Regions from separate parts of the Homo sapiens genome. Here region 2 is linked to region 1. A link is an interaction called in ENCODE POLR2A ChIA-PET data of the cell type or tissue named here. Cell type or tissue: GM12878. All regions are shown on one strand. Links, peaks and the distances in the headings refer to the core of each region. The heading gives the core; the rest is flanking DNA.

Evidence for each region. ChIA-PET counts read pairs that join two places held together with the same protein. Peaks named below come from ENCODE experiments on the same cell type or tissue, not always from the same donor. Only the 100,000 strongest peaks of a DNase experiment are listed, where the experiment ranks them.
Region 2: POLR2A ChIA-PET joins it to region 1 with 5 read pairs; 2 of 35 experiments call an interaction of 5 or more read pairs at or near these places.

The regions. Positions count from the first base shown.
Region 1 is chr19:7,395,443-7,412,271 of GRCh38, forward strand. All of the region lies in intron 10 of ARHGEF18 (Rho/Rac guanine nucleotide exchange factor 18), which reads left to right. Among named protein-coding and RNA genes, the nearest start is that of ARHGEF18-AS1, 8.8 kb to the left of the region's middle. RefSeq lists silencers at 1-94, 2,348-2,548, 4,208-4,408, 14,568-14,707 and enhancers at 305-484, 2,560-3,065, 3,066-3,570. In GM12878, for the core only: no CTCF peak of the experiment used is centred there; no DNase peak of the experiment used is centred there; H3K4me3 peaks cover 31 bases; H3K27ac peaks cover 278 bases.
Region 2 is chr19:7,692,775-7,696,774 of GRCh38, forward strand. All of the region lies in intron 8 of FCER2 (Fc epsilon receptor II), which reads right to left. Among named protein-coding and RNA genes, the nearest start is that of FCER2, 7.4 kb to the right of the region's middle. In GM12878, for the core only: no CTCF peak of the experiment used is centred there; a DNase peak (open chromatin) is centred at 1,944; H3K4me3 peaks cover 3,540 bases; H3K27ac peaks cover 1,401 bases.

The DNA.
Region 1 (16,829 bases), core at 3,902-7,901:
GCGATTGCAGGGTGCAGAGGTGCAGACGATGCCCGCCCGCTCCGTCCGAGCCCCAGCCAGTCCTGGGGTGCTACGGCTTACTCTCCTCCAGGAGAGGAGAGGAGGGGTCACTTGGGCCCCAGCCTCTGCTCCTCGTTCAGGAGCGCCCGGGGCAGGACCAGGGATGGAATGGAACCCACCACAATACCCAGCACCGTCGTATTTCAGGCCTCCCGGGAGAACCCTCACACCCCGGAGCAGACAGCCCTCCCTGGCAGGGAGCGTTTGGGTGCAAAACCGTGAGAACTATCTGTGCCATGGGTTTTAGTTTCTTGTATAAGAACTCAGTTGGTGCTTTCATTGCGGACGGGAACGAGAAGCTTTCCCCTGGTCCTTACATGTTTCGTTTTGTTTTACGTTTTTAAATTTCAACTTTTATTTGAGATTGAGGGGGTACATGTACAGGTTTGTTACCTGGATATATTGCGTGATGCTGAGGTTTGGGGTGTGACTGATCTCGTCACCCAGGTACTGAGCATAGTACTCAATAGATAGTTTCAACCCTTGACCTCCTCCTTCCCTTCCCGCTCTAGTAGAGCCCAGTTTCTGTTGTCTTCTTGGTGTCCATGAGTACCCAAGGTTTAGCTCCACTTACAAGTGGGAAAGTGCAGTATTTGGTTTTCTTTTCCTGCGTTAATTCTACTAGCACTTGAGTGTTTTGCTGTGGCTATCTGCCCCTTATCTCTTGCTCTGTTGAGATTAAAGCCTGGACCACAGGATTAAAAAACATTCTTAAAGTTTTACCACGGAAGCGAAGCGGCCAACACACCTTTTCCCCTTTGCCTTGTTTTCGCGGAGATGAAGCTCCAGCCAGTAGCTTTGAAGGGCCCCATTCTCTTCCCATTGACCAGAGAGAGAGTTCAGGACAGTATAGACAGCCCAGTGGCCAAGGGATGAGTTTTGCAGGTGTCTGAGTGAATGATTAATCCTCCAGCTGTAAGAGGTGTCAGGAGAGGCTGGGCGCGGTGGCTCAAGCCTGTAATCCCAGCACTTTGGGAGGCCAAGGTGGGTGGATCACGAGGTCAGGAGATCGAGACCATCCTGGCCAACATGGTGAAACCCCATCTCTACTAAAATACAAAAATTAGCCGGGCATGGTAGCGGGCGCCTGTAGTTCCAGCTACTCTGGAGGCTGAGGCAGGGGAATCACTTGAACTCGGGAGGCAGAAGTTGCAGTGAGCCGCGATCGGGCCACTGCACTCCAGCCTGGCGACAGAGCAAGACTGTCTAAAAAAAAAAAAAAAGAAGTGTCAGGAGCACAGGCTTGAGGTCAGATCCGAGCTGGGTTCTGGTCCCAGTTCCACCACCTGTTAGCCGTGTAACTTCACTAAGTTTCCGTCTTCCCATCTTTAAAATGGGAATAAGGGTTGGTTGGGGTTTCTATGAAGTAATCTGTGTAAGGTGCATCACAGAAGTGTCTGGCATATGGCAAACTTTCCATCAGTGTTATACACCCTTTGCATATGCGAATGCTCCCAGGCTTGGATGTTTAGGTTAACATTCCAAATTATAAAGAGTTTGGAAAATTTGAGCATCTCGGATGTTGTTTGGACCGAGTCAGGGTTTACGCTTTATCAGTAGTTTCCTATTTCTGTAGGTCAGCAAGCCTTTTTGCGAAAAAAAAAAAAAAAAAAAAATGAAGATGTGTTTGTTCTAGAGCAAAAAAGAGCAAACAGCTGGCAGGCATAATACATTTCATTTTTGTAAACGTTACTTTGTTTTGGTTTTGTATAGCTTATTTAGTTTTTGTTTTCTTCTGAAATTAGTATGTGATTTTACTTAAAATTTTTTTTTTCTTTTTAGAGACAGGGTCTCACTCTGTTGCCCAGACTGGAGTGCAATAGCACAATCATAGCTCACTACAGCCTCGAACTCCTGGGCTCAAATAATCCTCCTGCCACAAACTCCCAAGTAGCTGGGACTACAGACACGCGCTTCCATGTCTGGCTAATTTTTAAAAATTTTTTGGGCCGGGTGCGGTGGCTCACACCTGTAATCCCAGCACTTTGGGAGGCCCGGGGGGGGGCAGATCACGAGGTCAGGAGATTGAGACCATCCTGGCTAACACGGTGAAACCCCGTCTCTACTAAAAATACAAAAAATTAGCTGGGCATGATGGCGTGTGCCTGTAGTCCCAGCTAGTCAGGAGGCTGAGGCAGGAGAATGGCGTGAACCCGGGAGGTAGAGGTTGCAGTGAGCCGAGATCGTGCCACTGCACTCCAGCCTGGGCAACAGAACGAGATTCCATCTCAAAAAAAAAAAAAAATTTTTTTTGTGGGGTCTCGCTATGTTGCCCAGGCTGGTCTTGAAGTCCTGGACTCAAGCGATCCTCCCACCTCGGCCTCCCAAAGTGCTAGGATTACAGGCGTGAGCTGCCACAGCCTGTGGTTTTTGTTTTTGTTTTTTTAACTGACAGATAACAGTGTATGTATTTATCATGTGCAACGTGACATATTCTTGAAAAATGCAAGAGGAGCGGATGTTAAGCACTTTCACCACAAAAATGAGAGCTATGCGAAGTGCTGCATTTGTTACTAAGCTAGATTTAATCATGCCACTGTGTATATATACTTCAAAGTGTGTTTCCTTTTTCTTTTTCCTTTTGTTTTTTGAGACGGTCTCGCTCTGGCGCCCAGGCTGGAGTGCAGTGGTGTGATCTTGGCTCACTACAACCTCCGCCTCCCAAGTTTAAGCAATTTCGCCTCAGCCTCCCGAGTAGCTGGGATTACAGGTGTGTGCCACCACGCCCAGCTAATTTTTTGTATTTTTAGTAGAGGCGGGGTTTCGCCATGTTGGCCAGGCTGATGTCGAACTCCTGACCTCAGGTAATATCCCCTCCTTGGCCTCCAAGAGAGCTGAGATTACATGCATGAGCCACCACGCCCGGTCATATTTCATTTTTAAATGGCATACCTTAGAGAAGCAGAAAAGAGACCGGGCACCATGGCTCACACCTGTAATCCCAACACCTTGGGAGGTCGAGGTGGGCAGAGAGGCCAGGAGTTCGAGACCAGCCTGGCCAACAGGGTGAAACCCCATCTCTACTAAGAAATACAAAAATTAGCTGGGCGTGGTGGCCTGCGCCTGTAATCCCAGCTACTTGGGAGGCTGAGGCAGGAGAATCGCTTGAACCCGCAAGGCAGAGGTTGCAGTGAGCCGAGATCACGCCATTGCACTCCAGCCTGGGCAACAGAGCTAGACTCTGTCTCAAAAAAAAAAAAAAAAATAAAGAAAGAAAGAAAAGAGATTCTTTGGTTCCTTCTCTCTTTCTTGCTTAAATCGACTTGAGAATGTCCCCACTTTGAAAGGGGAAGTAGCACATACATTGTTTCTGGCATAGCTGTAGTATAATTTTCATTCTTGTCACACAGTAGCAATTACGGCTTCAAGGCCATTGCCCTTTGTGGGCCAGGGCCGTGGTGACTGGCTGTGCCTCCCTGGGTGTTTACCTAGCACATGTTTAACATAGCTCAGATCGTGTGTCAAGATCTCCCTCATTCTCACTCATCCTGGGTCATGTTTCTATCTCTTCAAACTCTATGACTTACAAAACATTTTTGCTGCCACCTCTCTGAAAATCATTTAAAAGCCCAGAGACCTTATATGAAGTCCAGCCAATCGCTGTTTCTTTGTTATTTGTTAGGTAAACTTTACTTTCCCCCTGAGACGGTCAAGAACTACTGTGTTTGAAAACCCTCTCTCTAGGTGCAAAACAGCACCAGTGGAAGCCTCGCAGCTGCCTGGAGGAATTTTTTGAGGGGAGGATTGTGGCTGACTGGGTGAGGGAGGGAAACTGGGTAAAATAATGTCCTCCGAGAGCATTCGGTGACAGCAGTTGTTCTCATTTTTGTGATGCAAATTAAGTTGTATGTGAACTAAATTAAATTTGCTTGCTTCTCTGCTTTTGTCAGAGATAGATTCATAGTTTCAACTGAGTATAGAGTTCTAGTCTGATTATGTTCAATATGTTCAAAGCAGTAGATACACTAATGTTTTTTTTTCCTTCTTTTTTTTTTTTGAGACAGAGTTTTGCTCTGTGCCCCAGCCTGGAGTGCAGTGGCGCGATCTTGGCCCACTGCAAGCTCCACCTCCGGGTTCACGCCATTCTCCTGCCTCAGCCTACCGAGTAGCTGGGACTACAGGTGCCTGCCACCACGCCTGGCTAATTTTTTGTATTTTTAGTAGAGATTGGGTTTCACCGTGTTAGCCAGGATGGTCTCGATTTCCTGACCTCGTGATCCGCCCACTTCGCCTCCCAAAGTGCTGGGATTACAGGCGTGAGCCACCACGCCTTTTTTTTTTTTTTTTGAGACAGAGTTTCGCTCTTATCACCTGGGCTGGAGAGCAGTGGTACGATCACAGCTCACTACAGCCTCGACCTCCTAGGCTCAAGCAATCCTCCCACTTCAGCCTCCCAAGGAGCTAGGACTATAGGTGCGTACCACCGCGCCCAATTAATTTTTGTATTTTTGTGTGTGTGTTAGAGATAGGGTTGCCCAGGCTGGTCTCAAACTCATGGGCTCAAGCGATCCTCCTACCTTTGTCTCCCAAAGTGTTGGTATTATAGATGTGAGTCACCATGCACGGCTTCATACACTGATTTATGGTCATATATTGAAAAAATATATATTCTAAAGGTTTCACTAACAGTACACGTTTAACACATTGTGGATGGTGGATGGTTACATTTTTAATTCACGTCACTTTTTTAATACAGCAGCTTTATTGAAATATAATTAGCACAGCATAAAATTCACCTTTTAAAAGTGTACCATTTGGTGTGTTTTAGGATATTCACAGAGTTAAGCAACAGTCATCAGTATTTAATTCCAGGACATCTTATTATTTTTTTAAAAAAACAGGGTCTTGCTGTGTTGTCCAGGCTAAATGCAAACTCCTGGGTTAAAGTGTTCCTCCTGCCTTAGCCTCCTGAGTAGCTGGGACTACAAGCATCAGCCACCATACCTGGCTCAGTTCATCATTCTTATGGGTGGGTTTCAGGAGGAGAGAAAGTGAAAAGAGGGAGTTGGTCTGGAGAAAGTCTCAGCTCAAAAATGAAAACAAAAATTGGCCGGGCACAGCAGCTCACACCTGTAATCCCAGTACTTTGGAAGGCTGAGGCAGGAGGACTACTTCAGGCCAGGAGTTCAAGACCAGCCTGGATAGCATAGCAAGAATCCTATCTCTACAAAAAATTGAAAAATTGGCAAGGTGTGATGGCTCACACCTCTGGCCCCAGCTACTTGGGAGGCTGGAATGGAAGGATTGCTTGAGCCTTGGGAGGTCAAGGCTGCAGAGAGCTGTGATTACACCACTGCACTCTAGCCTTGGCAACAGAGCAAGACCCTATCTCTAAATAAATAAATATTTATAAATGAAAAGAGGGAGTCCTGAGCAGGTGCTCTCTCATTGCAGTGTGGGATGGAAGGAGGGGAGGACCATGTCAGATTACTTGGCAGGAATCTAGCATCATCTTGCATACAGGGACATCCCAGTTACACTCTGTGTAGGGATACCTCTAATTTGCTGACGTTTCATTTGAAGAGCAAAATTGAATTTAGAAACCATAGTAAGTTGGGAAGTTATCCACAATGGGGATTACTGGACTCATTAGTTCCCTTACGGGGGTGAAATGGATAGTGACGGACCAGGTAGAATGTAGAGCAAAGGATTTCAGCATCCTTGGGCGCTGGAGGCAGCAAGGGATCAGCTCTGTAGCGCTGACAATGCCAGGGTGTGGTGGCCAGTGGTGGGTCCGTGTGACCCTTTGTGATGTCCACTTGGGGGCTCCTAACCAATGAGGTTTTGTTTGTTTTGGTTTTGAGTCAGGGTCTTGCCCTGTCGCCCAGGCTGGAGTGCAGTGTCACAATCATAGCCCACTGCAGCCTCAACCTCCTGGGCTCAAGTGATCCTCCCACCTCAGCCTCCCAAATAGCTGGAACCACAGGCACACACCATCACGCCTGGCTAATTTTTTTTTATTTTTTGGAGAGACAGGGGTCTTACCATGTTGCCCAGGCTGGTCTTGAACTCCTGAACTCAAGCAATCTGCCTGCCTTGGCTTCCCAAAGTGCTGGGATTATAGGCATGAGCCATTGTGCCCATCCCTAAGAGAGATGGGAAGATGGAAAAATTGGAACCCTCATACACTGCTGGTGGGAATATAGGTTGGTGTAGCTGCCTTGGGAAACAGGCAGTTCCTCCAAAGCTTAAACCTTGAGTTAACCCAGCAATTCTGTTCCTCTGTAGGTTCCTAAGGCAAATGAAAACATAGGTCTACACAAACACTTGCAGAGGAATGTTCATAGTAGCATTATTCCAAGTAGCCAGAAAGCAGAGACAACCTAAATGTTCATCAGCTGAGGAACGGATACATAAAATGTGGTCCCGCCATACTGTGGAATATTACTTGGCCATGAAAAAGAAGTTCCGATACAGAGATGGACCTGGAAAAAACTTGCTCAGTGGAAGAAGCCAGTCCCCAAAGGCCACCTGCTGTATGATTCCATTTATATGAAATGTATACAACAGGCAAATCCACAAGGACAGAAAGTGGATTAGTGGTTGCCACAGGCTGGGGGTAGTGGAGTGGGGAGTAATGGCCAAGGTAATGGGGTTTCTTTTTGAGGTGATGAAGGCATTCTAAAATTGACTGTAGGCTGGGCGCAGTGGCTCATGCCTGTAATCCCAGCACTTTGGGAGGCCAAGACGGGCAGATCACAACGTCAGGAGTTCGAGACCAGCCTGGCCAACATGGTGAAGCCCAATCTCTACTAAAAATACAAAAATTAGCCAGGTGTGGTGGTGCGTGCCTGTAGACCCAGCTCCTCCGGAGGCTGAGGCATGAGAATTGCCTGAACCCCAGAGACGGAGGTTGCAGTGAGCCGAGATCCTGCCACTGCACTTCAGCCTGGGCAACTGAGCGAGACTCTGTCTCAAAAAATAAAATGAATAAATACATAAAATAGATTGTGATGACAGATGCAGAACTCTGTGAACATACTAAGAACCATTGAATTGGATGCTGTCAAAGGGTGAGTTGTGTGGTATGATAATTCTATCTCAATAAAGCAGTTACAAAGAGAGGAAGAGATGGAATAAGAACTGGAAGCACAGTGGCAATGGGACAGAATTTTAAGGAATGGTTTGAGACTGAGTGGCAGGAAGACTGGGGGGTAAAGCTAAGAGAACCCTAAAGGAAAGGGGACCAGCTTGCCCCGTAAGTGGTGTGGGGCTAGGTTAATAGATTGCCTAATGCCCAGGAGATGTCAGTGTGCCCATGCGCTGGTCCCTGCCATGTAGGACCACGTAGGAGAAGGTTACAAAGTGTGTCTGTACCATCCAGTGTGACAAAGTGAGAGCCTCGGAGCAGGTATAGCCCAGGCATGACCCAGAAAGCCCTCTTGACCAGCTGCTGCTGGCCAAGATAATTATATGATCACAATTTATGTTATATTATAGCAAATTTAAAATTGGGATAATGTGATTCACATACCACAGAACTCACCCTTTTACAGTGTACAATTCAATGTGTTTGTTTTGTCTTTTCTGAGACAGAATCTCACTCTGTCACCCAGGCTAGAGTACAGTGGCGCGATCTCGGCTCACTGTAACCTCCGCCTCCTGGGTTCAAGCAATTCTCTTGCCTCAGCCTCCCAAGTAGCTGGGGCTACAGGTGCAGGCCTCCTGACCTCAAGCAATCCGCCCGCCTTGGCCTCCCAAAGTGGTGGGATTACAGGCGTGAGCCCACCACACCCGGCCAAATCAGTGATTTTTACTATGTTCACAGAGTGGTGCAGCTGTCACTACTATAATTTCAGAACATTGTCATCACCCACAAGAAAAGCTCACACCCATAGCTTTCACTGCCCATTCCCCCATCCTCCCAGCCCCCAGCAGCCACGACCCTACTTTCTGTCTCTAGATCTGTCTATTCTAGACTTTTCATATCAGTGGAATCTTACAGTATACTTGATGTATTAATGTGACTTCTTTTACTTAGCATAACGATTGCAAGGTTCATTTACGTTGTTGCCTAAACTTAGCTTTTTCTTTCTTTCTTTCTTTCTTTCTTTTTTTTTTTTTTGAGACGGTCTTGCTCTGTTGCCCAGGATAGAGGAATCACAGCTCACTGAAGCCTTGACGTCCTGGGCGCAAGCAATCCTCCCGCTTTGTCCTCCTAAGTAGCTGGCACTACAGGTGTGCGCCACCGTGCCCGGCTAATTTTTTATTTTTTGTAGAGATGAAGCCTCGCCGTGTTGCCCAGGCTGGTCTTGAACTCCTTGGCTCAAGAGATCCTCCTGCTGGGCTCAATGACTCACACCTGTAATCCCAGCACTTTGGGAGGCCAAGGCAGGCAGATCACCTGAGGTTGGGAGTTCAAGACCTGCCTGGCCAACATGGCAAAACCTCATGTCTACTAAAAATACAAAAATTAACCAGGCGTGGTGGCTGGTGCCTGTAATCCCAGCTACTGATGAGGCTGAGGCAGGAGAATCACTTGAACCCGGGAGGCGGCGGAGGTTGTAGTCAGACGAGATTGAGCCAGTGCATGTCAGCCTGGGCAACAGAGCGAGACTCCGTCTCAAAAAAAAAAAAAGAGATCCTCCTGCCTCAGCCTCACAGAGTGCTGGGATTAGAGGTGTGAGCCACTGCACCTGGCCTAGTTATTTGTAATCTGTAAGAAGAAATGTGAAGGAATAGTAAGGAGCACCTTGCCAGAGGCAGGTACGGGCTGCCCTGGGGCCGTTTCACTGAGTTGACCTGACCTTGTGTGTTCATTGTTGATCCCTTCCCTGTCCTGGCTCCAGGGAGCCAGTTAGATGCTCGAGGGGCTTCTCGGGCTGCGTTCTCTGTTGTCCTGTAAATACCGACTGATCTGGATAACAGTTGTCAAGTCACAAAAAAGAGAAACACAGTTAGGTAGAAACCCAAAGCAAACCCGCTCTGTGAGGCTGAGGCAGGAGGATCTCTCTCTTTTTTTTTTTTTTTTTTTTGAGATGGAGTCTCGCTCTGTCACCCAGGCTGGAGGGCAGTGGCTCAATCTCGGCTCACTGCAATCTCCGTCTCCCGGGTTCAAGTGATTCTCCTGCCTCAGCCTCCCCAGTAACTGGGATTACAGGCGCCCACCACCACACCCGGCTAATTTTTGTATTTTTAGTAGAGATGGGGTTTTGCCATGTCTCTATTAAAAGGCCTTTTAGATAGATCGTGGAGCTAATCCGACCTGAACATCCCAGTCCTGGAGTATTTTAGCATGAGGATAGCTCTCTATTGGTCTGGAAGGTTCGCCTGATGGTTGGGCCTGAAGACAGGGGCCTCAGGGACTCTCTTGTAGCTCCTTCAGATGGGTGCTTTTGTTTTGACCAAAAACAGAACATTCTATACCGTGATCCAATGGGCACACGTACAATAATAGGATGCAAAGTGTTACCAAACCGAACTCACCTTTATTGTGTGCGACAGACTCGGGTGCTTTATTTTTATTTTTATTTTTTTGAGATGGAGTCTCACTCACCCAGGCTGGAGTGTAATGGCATGATCTTGGCTCACTGCAACCTCTGTGTACTGAGTTTAAGAGATTCTCCTGCCTCAGCCTCCCCAGTAACTGGGATTATAGGTGCCCGCCACTATGCCCAGCTTATTTTTTATATTTTTAGTAGACACGAGGTTTCACCATGTCAGTCAGGCTGGTCTCAAACTCCTGACCTCAGGCAATCCGCCCGCCTCAGCCTCCCAAAGTGCTGGGATTACAGGCGTGAGCCACCGCGCCCAGCGACCTCTTCCAACTTCTAAAAGGTGGCCCTAGGGATTCCTCGGCTTGTAGCCATGTCATTCCACACCCTCCGTGGTCACGTGGCCTTCACCTGTGTGTGTGTTTCCCCTCTGTATCTGTGTCTCTAAATCTCCCTCTCCTTTCTCTACACAGACACCAGTCATAGGCTCTAGGGCCCACCCTAAATCGAAATTTCATCCCGAGATCCTTAACTAATGACCTCTGCCCCAGGCTCTCTTTCCAAAGAAGTCCATATTCCAGGGTTCTTAGTGGACGTGAATTTTGGTGGGACACTGTTCAGCCCACTTCAGGAACCTCCTATTTCTAGCGATTTGTAAACAACAAATTTGTTTTGTTTTAGTTTTTGTTTTTGAAACAGGGTCTTGCTCTGTTGCCCAGGCTGGAGTGCAGTGGTGCGATCATAGCTCACTGCAACCTCTACCTGCCAGGCTCAAGCAATCCTCCCGCCTCAGCCTCCTGAGTAGCTGGGACCACAGGCATGCACCACCACGCCTGGCTAATTGTTGGTTTTTGTAATGCTGTTTTGTAGAGATGGGGTTCCACCATATTGCCCAGGCTGGTCTTAAACTCTTGGGCTCAAGGGATCCTGCTTCAGCCTCCCAAAACACCGGGATTCCAGGTGGGAGTCACCATTCCCAGCCTAGAACAAGTTTACAAGCTATTGGCACTCATTTCTTAGGCTCTTTACAACACAGTGATTTTCCAGTATTTTGAAGTTGAAGTAAATGTAGAAGGTCTCACTCTTTAGAACCAGTTAATTGCAGAGAGGAAAGAGGAGGTCTTCAGGAGAACACCAGATTCTTTTTGTTGTTGTTGTTATTGAGACGGAGTTTCGCTCTGTCACCTAGGCTGGAGTGCGTTGGCGCTATCTCGGCTCACTGCAACCTCCACCATCCGCTTGGGTTCAAGCGATTCTCCTGCCTCAGCCTCCCAGGTAGCTGGGATTACAGGCGCGTGCCACCACGCTTGGCTAATTTTTGTATTTTTAGTAGAGACAGGGTTTCACCATGTTGGCCAGGCTGGTCTCGAACCCCTGACCTCAGGTGATCCACCCACCTCGGCCTCCCAAAGTGCTGGGATTACAAGCGTGAGCCACCACACCTGGCCTCCAGATTCTTTTTGAAAAGCTTCTAAATCTGAATTCTCTGTGAATATAATTTGCCAAAACGTATGAGTAGGAATCTGATATTACAGTCTGTCAAATGTCTGGCCGTGTGCCTATACTCCATATAATCTTTTCCTTCCCCTGCATTCAGATACCACCTTCATCAAACACAAAAGTGTTATAGATTCAGAGAGGGCAAAAAACAAAGCTGTACCAGCTGCCTTCCCCTGCACCTAGCTTACGAGCTGACCTTGAGACACAGGATATGTTAAAATATATTCAAGCTCACACTGTTGCAGTTCTAAAAGGAATGCTAATGAAGGTCTTTGCAAGGTTCTGGAATTTTCCTAGCGTAGGAGCTGGTTGCTGACTTATATTAATAGTTATAGCCACCTGGCACAGTGGCTCACGCCTGTAATCCCAGCACTTTGGGAGGCCGAGGTGGGCGGATCATGAGGTCAGGAGATTGAGACCATCCTGGCTAACACAGTGAAACCCCGTCTCTACTAAAAAAAAACAAAAAAAAACAAAAATTAGCCGGGCGTGGTGGCGGGCGCCTGTAGTCCCAGCTACTTGGGAGGCTGAGGCAGGAGAATGGCATGAACCCGGGAAGCAGAGCTTGCAGTGAGCGGAGATCGTGCCACTGCACTCCAGCCTGGGCGACAAGGCAAGACTCCGTCTCAAAAAAAAAAAAAAAAAAAGGTTATAGCCATCATACTCAGGATGGTAGGGAACTTGAGATGCTCAGAAACCAACCACTGGCCAGGCATGGTGGCTCACGCTGGTAATCCCAGCACTTTGGGAGGCCAAGGTGGGTGGATCACCTGAGGTCAGGAGTTCGAGACCAGCCTGGCCAACATGGTGAAAACCCCGTCTCTACTAAAAATGCAAAAATTAGCCGGGTGTGGTGGCGGGCACCTGTAATCCCAGCTACTCAGGAGGCTGAGGCAGGAGAATCGCTGGAACCCAAGAGGTGGGGGTTGAAGCGAGCCGAGATTGAGCCACTGTACCCCAGCCTGGGTGACAGAGTGAGACTGAGTCTCAAAAAAAAAAAAAAAGAAACCAACCTCTTTGCTACTTGTTTGTGGCCTGTTTGCTCCCAGCATGGGCAATTTCAAGCGTCTGGAATTCAGTAATGACTTTGCACAGCGAATCCACTTTGCCACTCCTTTTATTCCGGTTCCTTCTGCACATCAGGGATAGAGCATTGGGAGTTCCCAGACTGCATGAGCCCAGCTGGTTGCATTTGAATTCTTGGAAATAGGCTCTCCCTTCCAGAACAAACCAATTAGATATAGTAGGCCAGGGGCCAGCAAATTTTTTCTGTTAAGAGCTAGGTAGAGGCCGAGACGGGCGGATCACGAGGTCAGGAGATTAAGACCATCTTGACTAAAACGGTGAAACCCCGTCTCTACTGAAAATACAAAAAAACTAGCCGGGCGTGGTGGCCGCGCCTGGAGTCCCAGCTACTCGGGAGGCTGAGGCAGGAGAATGGCGTGAACCCAGGAGGCGGAGCTTGCAGTGAGCCGAGACCGCGCCACTGCACTCCAGCCTGGGCAACAGAGCGAGACTCCGTCTCAAAAAAAAAAAAAAAAAAAAAAAAAAGAGGTAGTAGGCTGGGTGCAGTGGCTCACGCCTGTAATCTCAGCATTTCAGGAGGCAGAGGTGGGCAGATCACTTGATCCCAGGAGTTGGAGACCAGCCTGGGTAACGTGGTGAAACCCCATCTCTACTAAAAATACAAAAATTATCCAGGCATTGTGGCTTATGCCTATAATCCCAGCTACTTGGGGGGTGAGACAGGAGAATTGCTTGAACTCGGGAGGTTGAAGTTGCAGTGAGCCGAAATCGCACCACTGCCTCCAGCCTGGATGATAAAGTGAGACCCTGTTTCAAAAAAAAGAGAAAGAGCCAGATAATAAATATTTCAGGCTTTGCAGCCCACATAGCCTCTGTCACAGCCACTCAACTCAAAAGAAGCCACAGACAACAGAGAAACAAGTGGGCGTGGCCGTGTTCTGATAAAATTTTATTTACAAAAACAGGTGGCCAGCCCACAGACAGTAGGGGTTCACCAGCCCCTACAGTAGACGCATCATTTTTACAGTTCTGTTTCTAGGGCCACAATGGTCTGACTAAATTTGGCGAGGGATGCGGGTTAGGGAACAGGAGGCCCTCACCTGTCTCATGAGCTTAGCAGCTGTGTCCCAGGTTGACCTCTTCACAATCTGGGCCCATCCATGAGCAGCAGCTCCCTGAGGGGCCCCTCTTTATCCTGCAGTGTGTTTTCTAAGGGAGTAATGATCTGTTGTGGTATTTGCAAGCCTGGGGGTGTTCAACATAGAGTTTGAGTCCCCCCAGATGAAAACAACAAGACCGGCTGAGTGCAGTGGCTCACGCCTGTAATCTCACACTTTGGGAGGCTAAGGCGGGAGGATCACTTGAACCCAAGAGTTCAAGACCAGCTTGGGCAACATAGTGAGACCCCATCTCTACAAAAAGAAATATATAAACTTACACACGCGTGGTGACTACAGGTAGGTAGTGTGCACCTATAGTCCCAGCTACTTGGGAGGCTGAGGCAGGAAGATCGCTTGAGTCCAGGAGTTCGAGACTGCAGTGAGCCGTGATTGCACCACTGCATTCCAGCCTGGGCAAGAGCAAGACCCTGTTTCTTTTTTTTTTTTTTTTTTTTGAGTTGGAGTCTCGCTCTGTCGCCCAGGCTGGAGTGCAGTGGCGTGTTCTCGGCTCACTGCAAGCTCCGCCTCCTGGGTTCATGCCATTCTCCTACCTCAGCCTCCCAAGAAGCTGGGACTACAGGCGCCCACCACCTCGCCCGGCTAATTTTTTGTATTTTTAGTAGAGACTGGGTTTCACCATGTCAGCCGGGATGGTCTTGATCTCCTGACCTTGTGATCCACCGCGTCCGGCCGACCCTGTTTCTTAAAAAAAAAAAAAAAAAAAAGACTTAATGGCAGTCCCAGTCCATGCTATGGAAAGGTTGGCCTCTGTGAGAGTTTGGATTAGATTGGAAACTAATGAAGAGTCTTTTTTTTTTTTTTTTGAGTTGGAGGCCACTCTATCACCCAAGCTGGAGTGCAGTGGTACAATCTCGGCTCACTGTAACCTCCACCTCCTGAGTTCAAGCTATTCTCCTGCCTCAGCCTCCCAAGTAGCTGGGATTACAGGCGCCTGCCACCACCTCCAGCTAATTTTTGTATTTTTGTATTTTTTAGTAAACACGGGGTTTCACCATGTTGGCCAGGCTGGTCTCAAACACCTGAACTCACACTTGAGCCAAGGCCCACCTCGGCCTCCCAGAGTGTTGGGATTACAGGCGTGAGCCATCGCGCCTGGCCTGTGAGGGGTTTTTCTTTCTTTCTTTCTTTTTTTTTTTTTTTTATTGAGATGGAGTCTCACTCTGTCGCCTAGGCTGGAGTGCAGTGGTGCAACCTCAGCTTACTTACTGCAACCTCCGCCCTCCAAGTTCAAGCGATTCTCCTGCCTCAGCCTCCCAAGTAGCTGGGATTACAGGTGCCTGCCACCACACCCGGCTAATTTTTTTTGTATTTTTTTTTTTTTTTTTTAGCAGAGATGGGGTTTTACCATGTTGGCCAGGTTGGTCTTGAACTCCTGACCTCGTGATCCACCCGCCTTGGCCTCCCAAAGTGCTGGGATTACAGGCGTGAGCCATCATGCCCGGCCTGTGAAGGGTTTTTCTAAGGTTCACCAGCCCTGACATCATTGCAGTTCCCTTTTTCCAGAAATGCAGTGCCCTTGAATACTTTCCCCGCCCATTGAAGGCAAACAGGGTTTTTTCTGGCATTCTGCACACCTGTTTTGCTGCCCTGCCTTCCGCCTGTGACTGATTGCTTTTGATCTGCTGAAAGAGAAACCCCCGGCCTCTCTCAGGTGTTTGGTTTCCTCTGTCCGTCTTAGAGTCACCTCTGCTGACATTTATTTGCTGTTTATTTCCCACATTAAAATTGTTGGCTTGAAATATATATATATATACACACACACATACATACACACACACATATGTATATAAATCTTCCAGCTTTCTGGAAGATTTCAGCTATGTAACTAGACCTGAATTAATGTTTTCAGAATCAGTCTTCTTTTCATCAAAATGTTTTTCAGGGGCTGGGCATGGTGGTTCGCGCCTGTAAATCCCAGCACTTTGGGAGGCTGAGGCTGGCAGATCATCTGAGGTCAGGAGTTCGAGACCAGCCTGGCCAACACGGTAAAACCCCATCTCTACTAAAAATAAAAAAATTAGCTGGGTGTGGTGGCATGCACCTATAATCCCATTTACTTGGGAGGCTGAGGCACGAGAATCGCTTGAACCTGAGAAGCAGAGGTTGCAGTGATCTGAGATTGTGCTATTGCACTCCAGCCTGGGCAGCAGCGTGAGACTCCATCTCAAAAAAAAAAAAAAAAAAAGGTTTTTCACCCTTGTCATTTTGATTTCTGCCCAGTCAATAGAACTAACATAATTGTTTAAAAAATGCCACGCACTGCCCTTCCTAAGAAGGCCTCAGGGGGTGGAATAGTTTTGCTGGGACCTCTTATACTTCAGCATCTGGCCTGTACCCAGTGTCAAGAGAAATACTCACAAGGCAGATGCTTTTTCAGCATCTGCAATATCTATAGGTGATATTGAAGGTCCCTCCATCCTGATACCAGAAAATAGTGTGAAATTTGCACAAAAGGAAGCAGAGGATCTCAGAACAAGCCTGGGCAGCGCAGGGCCTCTCCACCTGAGACCTGGCCTTAGGCACTTTCTTTTGTCAGATATGTTAAAAATGAAGTTGCACACCAAGCTTCTCTCTTTCCTTCTTTTCTTCCTGTTCCTTTCCCCTACCTCTTCCCCTTCCCCTTCCCCTTCCCCTTTCCCTTTCCCTCCCCTCCCCTTCCCTTTTCTTTTCTATTTCTTTTCTTGACAGAGTCTTGCCCTGTTGCCCAGGCTGGAGGGCAGTGGTGTGATCTCAGCTCACTGCAACCTCCACCTCCCAGGTTCAAGCAGTTCTCCTGCCTCAGCCTCCCAAGTAGATGGGATTACAGGTGCACACCACCATGTCCAGCTAAGTTTTGTATTTTTAGTAGACACAGGCTTTCACCATGTTGGCCAGGCTGGTCTTGAACTCCTGACCTCAAGTGGTCTGCCCACCTCGGCCTCCCAAAGTGCTGGGATGACAGGTGTCAGCCACCGTGCCCAGCCAAGTGGCATCTTTTTTTAAAAAAATCATTTTTTAAGTGCACAGGTTGGTGGCATTAAACACATACACATTGCTGATGCTACCATCACCACCATCCATCTCTAGAACTTTCTCCTCTTCCCAAGCTGCAACTCTGTCCTCATAAAACACTCACTCTCCATCCCCCTCCCCAGCCCTTGGCACCCACCATTCTACTTCCTGTCTCTATGAATCTGACAACTCTAGGGACCTCCTAGAAGTGGAGTCACATACGATGTATTCTTTTGTGACTGGCTTATTTCACTGAGCATAGTGTCCTCAAGGTCCATCTGTGTGTCAGAACTTCCTTCTTAAGGCTGAATAATATTACAGTGTGCGTGTATGTCACGTTTTGTTTATCCATTCATCTATACATGCACACTTATTTCCATGTTTTGTGTTTTTTTGTTTGGTTTTTCTTTTTTTTTTTTGAGATGGAGTCTCGCTCTGTCACGCAGGCTGCAGTGCAGTGGCGTGATCTTGGCTCACTGCAACCTCTGCCTCCCGGGTTCAAGCAATTCTCCTGCCTCAGCCTCCCAAGTAGCTGGGATTACAGGGGCGCGCCACCACACCCGGCTAATTTTTGTATTTTTAGTGTTGGTCAGGCTGGTCTCGAACTCCTGACTTCGTATTCCGGCCTCCTCGGCCT
Region 2 (4,000 bases), core at 1-4,000, 290 kb after region 1:
ATTACCATAAATACATCCATGGCCAGCAATACTTCAATCACCAACACCATGACCAGCAGCACGTCAGCGGCCATCACTGTCACCACAAACACCTTCATATCCAATAACACTTCAACCACCATCATCACCACAAACACCTCATAGCCAACAGTGCCTCAGCCACCAACCCCATCATGACAAACACCTCATGGCCAGCAGCACTTCAACCACCAACAAACCCCTCCAAGGTCAGCAACACCTTCATCACCGACATCATTAACAGAGGTACCCACCACCAGCAGCAGCTTATCTCCACCACCCACACCACAGCCAACACCATCTTTACCAACCACACCAGCCGTGTCTTCATCACTGGCACCGACAGCAAAACCAGTGCTGTGGCCAGGTCCACCAGCGATTACTTTCCCCAAGCACCATCCCTACCAACAGCCCTGGTCATCATCACTGGCAGAACCCGCCAAACCAGCACTCCTAGCCAATGTCTGGGAAATTGTGATGATTTTCTTCCAGTGGGAGGCTTTGGTCAGGAGAGCCAATGGGATTGCAAGACTAGGTCCCACAATCCCTCAATATGGTCTCTTTCTCCCCTTCCCCCCACCGCAGTGAAACTCCCAGACATTGTTGCTATCGCCTCCCAGGTGGAAGGTTAAACCCACTCTTACTGGATCAAATCTTTCTTGCTTCAAAATAGATTTTCAGCAGTGGTGTGCACCTGTAATCCCAGCTACTTGGGAGGCTGAGGCAGGAGGATCGCTTGAGCCCAGGAGTTTGAGACCAGCCTGGGCAACATAGCAAAAACCCGCTTTAAGTAAGTAGGTTTTCCTATAGTGATATGCAGGGAAGGTTCCACTACACGTGGTCAGATGTTTTTTGTTTTGTTTTGTTTTGTTTTGAGACAGAGTCTTGCTCTGTCTCCCAGGCCAGAGTACAGTGGCGCTATCTCGGCTCACTGCAACCTGCACCTCCCGGGTTCAAGCAATTCTCCTGCCTTAGCCTCCCAAGTAGCTGGGATTACAGGCGTGCACCACCATGCCCAGCTAATTTTTATATTTTTAGTAGAGACGGGGTTTCACCATGTTGGTCAGGCTGGTCTCGATCTCCTGACCTCATGTGATCCACCTGCCTCGGCCTCCCAAAGTGCTGGGATTACAGGCATGAGCCACCATGCCCAGCCACAGATTTTTTTTTTTTTTTTTTTAAAGAGGCAGGGTCTCATCATCTTGCCCAGGCCAGTCTCGAACTCCTGGGCTCAAGTGATCCTCCTGCCTCGGCCTCCCAAAATGCTGGGATTACAGGCGTGAGCCACCACGCCCACCCTCACATGGTCAGATTTTTCTAAGGAGCTTAGGGTCTGCAGTAGCTTGAGATGAGTGTGCTTCTCACCCATGAAATGGTAACCAGTACTCAGCCCTCTGGAGGTGCAGCGTTAAAACAGGAAGAGGTGGCCAGGTGCAGTGGCTCATACTTGTAATCCTAGCGATTTGGGAGGCCAAGATGAGAGGATCACTTGACCCCAGGAGTTTGAGGCCGTAGTGAGCCATGATTGTGCCACTGCACTCCAGCCTTGGTGACAGAACCAGGCCCTGTCTCTGAACAACAAAAACAACAACGACAAAAACCCAAACCCCAAAACCAGGAAGAGGACATTTCTGAGCCCTCAAAGAAAACTTCAGGGGAAGGTGTCTTGGTTGTTTGTTACATAGTCACCCAGAGACAACCTCAGAGCCAGGCTCAGATCCCAGGCTGTGGGGCTGGATTTCGGGGAGACTTCAGGGACTGGGGAAGAATTAGGAGGTGACCTGTCAGAAGTTGTCATGGTCCAGAGTGCTCTTCCCCTGTGCCTCTCCCTGAGGGACCACACTGAGGTTTCTGGCTGGGATTCCCAAAGCCACTTCACATCCCAGGGGATGGGACTCCATCACACCAAGCACAGAAACTTCCTCTTCTCTGCCCCAGTTAGGGCAGCTGGGGCTTCCCAGAGGTCAAAGACCAAAAATCAAGGGTGGGGGCATTAGCTGGCGGAACGGCAGGGCTGTAAAACCCCAGTTCCTACCGTACAGTAATTTTTTTTTTCTTCAGAGGCAAGGTCCCACTCTGTTGCCCAGGCTGGAGTGCAGTGGCTCAATCCTAGCTCACCGCAGCCTCAAACTCCTGGGCTCAGGTGATCCTCCCACCTCAGCCTCCGGAGTAGATGAGACTACAGGTACACATCACCACATCTGGCTAATTTTTTCATGTTTTTGTTGAGGCAGGATCTTGCTGTGTTGCCTAGGCTGGTCTCAAACTCCTGGACTCAAGTGATCCTCCTGCCTCGGCCTCCCAAAGTGCTGGGACTATAGGCGTGAGCCAGTGCACCTGGTCCCTACCCCACATTAAGGGTACAGTGACTGAATGTCTGCTCTCTCTGCAGCCTGCTAGCCTCCTGAGGTCAACACTGCCTCCATTACTGCCACCCCTGGGAAAGAGGCCACCATCTCCATTGTCCCATCACTGCAGACATTACCCCCGTCTGGCTCCCTGCCCTGGTCAGACAATCTACCAGGAAGGCTATGTGTATGAGAATCCTACTAATAACTCCTCACTGGGCCACATCAGGCAGAGGACACCAGCAAGGAGAACCCAGCGAGGGTCAACACTGGACTGCTTTAACGCAGAAGAGGAAAAAAATTGTAGGAGTCTCCAAATCTGTGAAAGGACACAGTTGGAATCAGAAAGAAATTGCCAGGCAAGATGGCTCATGCCTGTAATCTCAGCATTTTGGGAGGCCGAGGCGAGAGGATTGCTGGAGCCCAGGAGTTCAGGACCAGCCTGGGCAACATAGCGAGATCCTGTCGCTACAAAAAATAAAAAAATTAGCTAGGGCCAGGTGCAATGACTTATGCCTGTAATCCCAGCACTTTGGGAGACTGAGGCGGAATGATCGCTGGAGTCCAGGAGTTCAAGACCAACCTGGGTAACAAAGTGAGACACTGTGGCTACAGGAAAATAAAAAATTAGCCTGGCGTGGTGGCACACACTCGTAGTCTCAGCTACTCTGGAAGCTGAGGTGGGAGGATCTCTTGAGCCCAGGAGTTGGAGGCTGCAGTAAGCTATGATTGCACCACTGCATTTCAGCCTGGGCAAAAGAGTAAGACTCCATCTCTCTCTTTTTTTTTTTTTTTTTTTTTTTTGAGACAGAGTCTCGCTCTGTTGCCCTGGAATGCAGTGGTGCGAAGACAGCATGATCTCGGCTCACTGCAACCTCTGCCTCCCGGGTTCAAGTGATTCTTGTGCCTCAGCCTCCCAAGTAGCTAGGATTACGTATGCCCGCCACCACACCCGGTTAATTTTTTAAAATTTTTATTGAGATGGAGTCTCGCTCTGTCGCCAGGCTGGAGTGCAGTGGCGTGATCTTGGCTCACTGCAACCTCCACCTCCCGGGTTCAAGCAATTGTCCTGTCTCAGCCTCCCGAGTAGCTGGGACTACAGGCACGCACCACTACACCCAGCTAATTTTTGTAGTTTTAGTAGAGATGGGGGTTTCATCATGTTGGTCAGACTGGTCTCGAACTCCTGACCTCACATAATCTATCCGCCTCGACCTCCCTAAGTGCTGGGATTACAAGCGTGAGCCACCGCGTCCAGCTAATTTTTGTATTTTTAGTGGAGACGGGGTTTCACCATGTTGGTCAGGCTGGTCTCGAACTCCTGACCTCAGGTGATCCACCCGCCTCGGCCTCTCAAAGTGCTGGGATTACAGGTGTGAGCCACCGCGCCTGGCCAAGACCCCTTCTCTTAAAAAATAAAATAAGCGGTGTTTTATGTATGCTCTGTGTGTCCTGCCCCATCAGAAACTTAGTCCTATTTCCGTCATCACGCACACCTCTGCCTCGCATCCAAGCACACTCCCCACCCTGCGCTTATATCTTTGTGTCCTCCCGATGACACTCGGGTCACACAAACGTATAGACATGCTGCCTCACGTCACACGTGCGTGCCGTCACATTTGCCAACACGCCCG